2 separate regions of the Homo sapiens genome follow, and region 1 is linked to region 2. Evidence: chromatin loops called from intact Hi-C (ENCODE). Cell type or tissue: CD14-positive monocyte. All regions are shown on one strand. Each heading gives the region's core, and the rest is flanking DNA. Links, peaks and the distances in the headings are about the cores only. Region 1 has its middle 21 kb from the start of HCCAT5. Region 2 has its middle 66 kb from the start of ZFHX3-AS3.

Evidence for each region. Hi-C counts contacts between places; a loop is a spot of excess contacts. Peaks named below come from ENCODE experiments on the same cell type or tissue, not always from the same donor. Only the 100,000 strongest peaks of a DNase experiment are listed, where the experiment ranks them.
Region 1: it touches region 2 in a loop (1.8-fold over the local background); 6 of 110 quality-filtered maps call a loop at or near these places.

The regions. Positions count from the first base shown.
Region 1 is chr16:73,112,109-73,115,022 of GRCh38, reverse strand. It overlaps a transcript of ZFHX3 not described here. Among named protein-coding and RNA genes, the nearest start is that of HCCAT5, 21 kb to the right of the region's middle. In CD14-positive monocyte, for the core only: no CTCF peak of the experiment used is centred there; a DNase peak (open chromatin) is centred at 1,492; H3K27ac peaks cover 840 bases.
Region 2 is chr16:73,165,075-73,167,988 of GRCh38, reverse strand. It overlaps a transcript of ZFHX3 not described here. Among named protein-coding and RNA genes, the nearest start is that of ZFHX3-AS3, 66 kb to the left of the region's middle. In CD14-positive monocyte, for the core only: no CTCF peak of the experiment used is centred there; a DNase peak (open chromatin) is centred at 1,478; H3K4me3 peaks cover 1,006 bases; H3K27ac peaks cover 1,233 bases.

The DNA.
Region 1 (2,914 bases), core at 206-2,705, 53 kb after region 2:
ATGACAGTAGACTCTTGAGGAATCGCTATAGAAGGGCCTGGGGCCCCAGGGTAGAAATTGCAATCAGCTAGGCATGGTGGCATGCGCCTGTAGTCCCTACAGCTTGGGAGGCTGAGGTGGGAGGATTTCTTGAGCCCAGTAGTATGAGACCAGCCTGAGCAACACAGCAAGACCCCATCTCTTTAAAAACAAACTAAAATTAGGAAATAGCAGTAATCCTTTGCCTGTGAGTTGCCCTTGTGATCAAAGACAGGCTGGCCATTCACAAGGTGGCAAAACTTATTTCCTTGCAGAAAATTGCTAGTTTTCCCATTTTATTTTTTTTATTTTACTTTACGTTTTTTGAGACAGGGTCTCACTGTGTCGCCTAGGTTGGAGTGCAGTGACGCAGTCATGGCTCACTACAGCCTCGACCTCCTGGGCTCAAGGGATCCTCCCAGCTCACCCTCCTGAGTAGCTGGGACTGCAGGCATGTGCCACCATGCCTGGCTAGTTTTTAAATCTTTTTCATAGAGATGGGGGTCTCACTATGTTGCCCAGGTTGGTCTTAAACTCCTGGCCTCAAGTGATCCTCTCACCTTGGCCTCCCAAAGTGCTGTGATTACAGGCATGAACCACCATGACTGACAGTTTACCCAATTTCTGATAACAACCTAAGGGGTGATTAATAAAGAATATTAAAAAGGTAACTTTAGTTAAGAAAATTCCAACTTATCTTCAACCATAGTGTGAGACCATCACCAAATAGCCTCAGAAAATGAGTAACATACAGGCAAAATCCATTCCCTTGAAAGTTTCCAGCCAGACACGGTGGCTCATGCCTGAATCCCAACACTTTGGGAGGTTGAAGTGGGAGGGTCACTTGAGCCCAGGAGTTCGAGACCAGCCTGGGCAACAGAGTGAGACCCCCATCTCTTAAAAAAAAATGGCCGGGCACAGCAGCTCACGTCGGTAATCCCAGCACTTTGGGAGGCCGAGGCGAGCAGATCACAAGGTCAGGAGATGGAGACCATCCTGGCTAACATGGTGAAACCCCATCTCTACTAAAAATACAAAAAAATTAGCTGGGCATGGTAGTGGGTGCCTGTAGTCCCAGCTACTCAGGGAGGCTGAGGCAGGAGAATGGCTTGAACCCAAGAGGTGGAGCTTGCAGTAAGCAGAGATCGCGCCACTGCACTCCAGCCTGGGTGACACAGCAAGACTCTGTCTAAAAAAAAAAAAAAAAAAAAGTTTCCAAAAAAGAGTCTTGGTCATGAGAAAAACTATTTGTTTTAACCTTCCGCCCATGTAATGTAGAAATGGATGCATCATACCCCATTAGTAGGAACCAAGACCCGCCATCCGTGTTTAATTCCACTTTCTCATATCTCTTCTAGAATGTTCCTTCCTGTGCATTTGTTGCTGGCATTCACCTCCTTGCCTCTTCCCAGTAGCTCACGTAGTGGGTGTATGATTATAGCCCATGGGATTCTTGCATAATTGTAATTACTCACATTAAAGCAAGGCCTCGAAGGATGCCTCATTCTCCAGGCTGTCATGTGGACATGGGTGTGGATAGACGTGGGCCGTATTTATTGTGGCCTGTGATTTTTAATTTCTTAGAGGCAGCTTTATGAAAGCTGGCAGGAATTTTTGTACTTCCTCAGGCCTTTTGCTAATCCTCAATGACAACTTGTTCTTAATTTCCCAGGCCAGTTTATTGACCTCTGGGACGTGGTGAAAGATCTTATATTGTTCCTTCCTAGGAATATATAATGTCTCCTTCCTCCCTTCACTTCCTCTGGCAGCTTCTCCACCTCCTCGCCTGGTTCCATCTCCCACTCTCTTTCTCCAGGCCTCTTGCCCTCCTCTCCTGCTCTCCTTCTTTCTGACCTTCTCTTTCTCTAACTCCTCTTCTCTCTTCCTCCTCTCATTCCCTCTTTCTTTCTCATATTCTCTCTCTCCTTTCTCCCAAAGACTAATCCGGCTGGTTTGCTGGATCTTAGGGAAAATCCCTAAGAAGTTAGGGATTTTCAAAGTTTGTCTGAAGAGCCAAAGTTTGTCCAGTGAACCAAGGCGCAGGGCTGCTGTGGGTGCTGGGTCCAAAGTGTGCAGGATAACTCCAGGGCGGGCCTGGCTCCGATGGGGCTGTGCAGCCGCTCACCTGGTCAGCCAGGCCCCAGGGGCAGCAGCTAGGACCCTCCTCCCTGGATGCAGAGGAATGTGGGTGGGGTCTGGGCTGCTTCTCTCCGCCCTTCACTAACCTTCCCCTTTCTCAGTCTACTGGGGGAAAGCACTTACTTTTTTTTTTTTTTTTTTTTTTTTTTTGAGATGGAGTCTCACGCCGTCGCCCAGGCTGGAGTGCAGTGGCGCGATCTCAGCTCACTGCAACCTCCACCTCCCGGGTTCAAGAGATTCTCCTGCCTCAGTAGCCTCCCGAGTAGCTGGGATTACAGACATGTGCCACCACGCCCGGCTAATTTTTGTATTTTTAGTAGAGACAGGGTTTCACCATGTTGCCCAGGCTGGTCTCAAACTCCTGACCTCAGGTGATCCACCCACCTCAGCCTCCCAAAGTGCTGGGATTACAGGTGCCAGCCACTGGGTTCGGCCTTTTTAAAATTTTTTTAAATCCTTCCTGCCTGGCTTTGTTGTCATCCTTTTAATTTATGAGACTAGGACTCCCAAAGCTCCTTGCCTCACAGGCCCTGCCCTTCTTCCCTTCCTTCCGTTTTTCTCTGTCTTCCTATTGTGTCGACTCCTCTGTAGGCTCCTGCTTGGGGTTCTGCCTCTCTTTCTCTCATTATCCCACCCCTCTCTTCTTCTCTGTCTTCCCTTTTTCTCTCCTTCTTATCCCTCTTGAGATCAGGTGCCATGGGCAGACAGGAGCAGAGAGAAATGGAAAACTCTGGAGAGAAGTTTGTCCAACATGCCC
Region 2 (2,914 bases), core at 160-2,659:
TAGACAAAAGAACATTTAAACAGAGGTAGGAATTTATTTCAGCAAAGATGACAGTGGGAAGCATCGAGTCGTTTTAGGGTTGGAAATCTCTACATTTTAAAACCATTCACATTAGACTGGGGATGAATGGGAAACAGAAGTGTCTGAAAAGGTTCAAGCGGGTAGGTGAAAATCCGAAGGCAAAAATTGTTGCCCCTGGTGGGGACCTCTAATATTCAAGAGAATTTTCTGCAGAAAAGGATGTTAGTTTGAAGTTGCTATTCTTCTCTTGAATCTCTGCAGTTCCCTGAGCTGGTGACAAGTTCCATAATTGTTCTAGCTTTATTGTTTTTTTCTCCACAAAGCTATTTGTGAAAGAGCCATAAAATTGTCTTACCCAACGTTCTCAGTTTCAAGAAATATGATACACAGCAGATCGGAAGAAATTATTATTATTTTTTTTCTATTTCACAGCATCTTGGCACAAGTTCAGCACTGAAACAGTTAAAATATCAGCACATTTCACTAGTCTTGGGTTACTCATAAACATTCAGCAAAGCAATTTCACTCAATCGCACATATTAACTGCTTAAGTTCTTCTCTCTGAGGATGTGGACTGTTATTTTATGCCAAAAGTCCTGTAATTAAGTTTGACATAAGCACATGGATTAAACGTGTGGCTGGGAGGGAGGGGGGCTGGTCCAGAATGGAAGTTTCTCCCCTTGCCTTCTTGCCATATGGAAACTGTAACCAAATAATGTGCAAAAAATTTTAAGAGAATTTCCAATCCTATTACTCAGTGTTGTTTATCAGGTAAATCTCAAGGCCAATACAGTTACAAAGCCAGTTTTTCTTTTCCCCAATTTTGCAATAAGTACAAGAACAAAACATTAACCATCCAACAGCTGAGGAACCTCAGATTATCATCTTTGCAGGGCAGAGAACAGAACAGCTATTAGAAACTCTTCCAATGGGCAAGGGACTGTGGCTATAGTTTGGAGCTAATTTATCAAACTGATCTCATTCGGGGAAATCATGAGGAGGATGCTGTGTGTTGTGTTGTGTCGTGTTGTGTTGTCAATGACATTAAGGAATGCAACATTCTGATGCACTTTGTTCAGATGGCACTTTTATCTCATCAAGATTTTCCCTGTCTGGAGGGTCCTCAGGTGACTCTGAAAAGGCTCAAATCACTTAAGCAACGTAATAACAAATTTACTTTCAATTTCTGGCCATATTCATGAAGGTTTCTTGCGGTTTGAGAGAGGAATGCTCTTGTTCCTGCCTTCCTAAAAACAGCTAAAAATAGCTTTTCAAATGTTTGAAGGAGAAAACATCCTCCTTGAGTTTCCCCCAAATCAGAGGGAGCACACAGGAAATTAACCTGACAAGGGTAACCATGCAGCAGACCCCCTCCCTGCCTCTCTCCCAGTGAATGCTGCCCCGTGCTCTTGCCCAATCCGGCCCTTCCTTGCTTCTCTCTTTCCATTGGTTGAGCTGAGTTGACTGCTCTCTTGGTGGCTTCGTCTAGCCATAACTTCCTTAAAGCATCCAGAAATGTTATCCAAATGCCTGCCAGGTTCAAGTTCTTTATACTTGAGCCATCATTCTAAAAAATCTCATTGCAACTGTTCCCAGCTTCCTTCTTGATTTGTCTCTGTTTGTCCAAACCCGACTCGGAATCTCTTCCTTTTAGAGGGCCACAGACCAGGCAGTTCATAACACTGGTGTATGAAGCCCCATAAATCTCCATGTCACACCAATTTCTGGCATGGGTTTCTGACCATTTTCACATATCCATTTGTATTTTATAATAGGTGGCTCAAGCTGAACCCAGCTTTGAGATAAAGCCTTAAAAATCTGCTACACAGGAGTGAATAATTTACTTAGGTCCAATGCGACTCTCTATATTGCCCCTAATTTGGGGAGAATATCTGCCACATCTTTTAAAAGCCCATCCCAAGCCCTCCAGGAGTATTCTTGTTTCTCAGTTTATCCTCCTGGTTTTATAGTTCATATTTCTGCTCATTAAATTACATAAACCTGTTATTAGGCCCACAGTCGTAATGTATTCCAGGCATTCTGAATTGTCCTGTGCTCTTCTATATTATCCCCCAATTTGGTACAAAATATAATTACTACCTTCAACTCTACTATCCATGTCATTGTTGGGAATTGCCTGGTTCACTTACCCAGGGCTTCTTTTTCTTTGATATCCCAGGTAGTTATTTTTATTCCCCAAACTTATTCTTTAGAGGGGCCAGCTCGTAAGAGTAGCCCAAGAGACGTAATGGAACACGTACTCTACCCCACAGCTAGGCTCTTGCTTTGGTGGGGAGGGGTAGGGAGAAAAGACTCCAGCGATTTGCCATTTTCTGAGTCTAGTCCACTGACTTGAAGTTAATGGGATTGACTCAGGCCACGCTGACAAAGGTGGGCTCGGTCCACTTTCTGTGTCTGGTTACATTTTCCATAGACCAAGTTTGCCATTTTATTCTGCCAATATCTGATTCCTCCGCAACAACTCCAGAATGAAGCCACAGCAAAGACACATTGCCACAGGCGGGGCCCAGGCAGAGTGTGGATGGGGTTCCTTGCAGCTGATTGAAGTGGGGCAAAGTGTGGTATGTTAAGAACCCAGAGGCTTGAGCATAATCGTACAAGACCTCCTTGGAGTCCTGTTGAAACATTTTCTGCGCTTGAGCCTCTTCCACCTTTGTCCCCAAATATACTAACTTAGTCCAATTTTTCCTCCCAGCTGCCGGCGTGTTTTGCATCCGGGTTGGGGTAATTCCAGCTTGGACCTTGCATTCCTCCTGCCCTCCCTGTGTTCCCTCTGAGAAATCTGTAAGACTGAGAACCTGGTAGGATTTTTTGAGGTCCATGTTCACAGCTTTCTAAATCTGACCTCGTCATGTCAAAGAGCATGGACGTT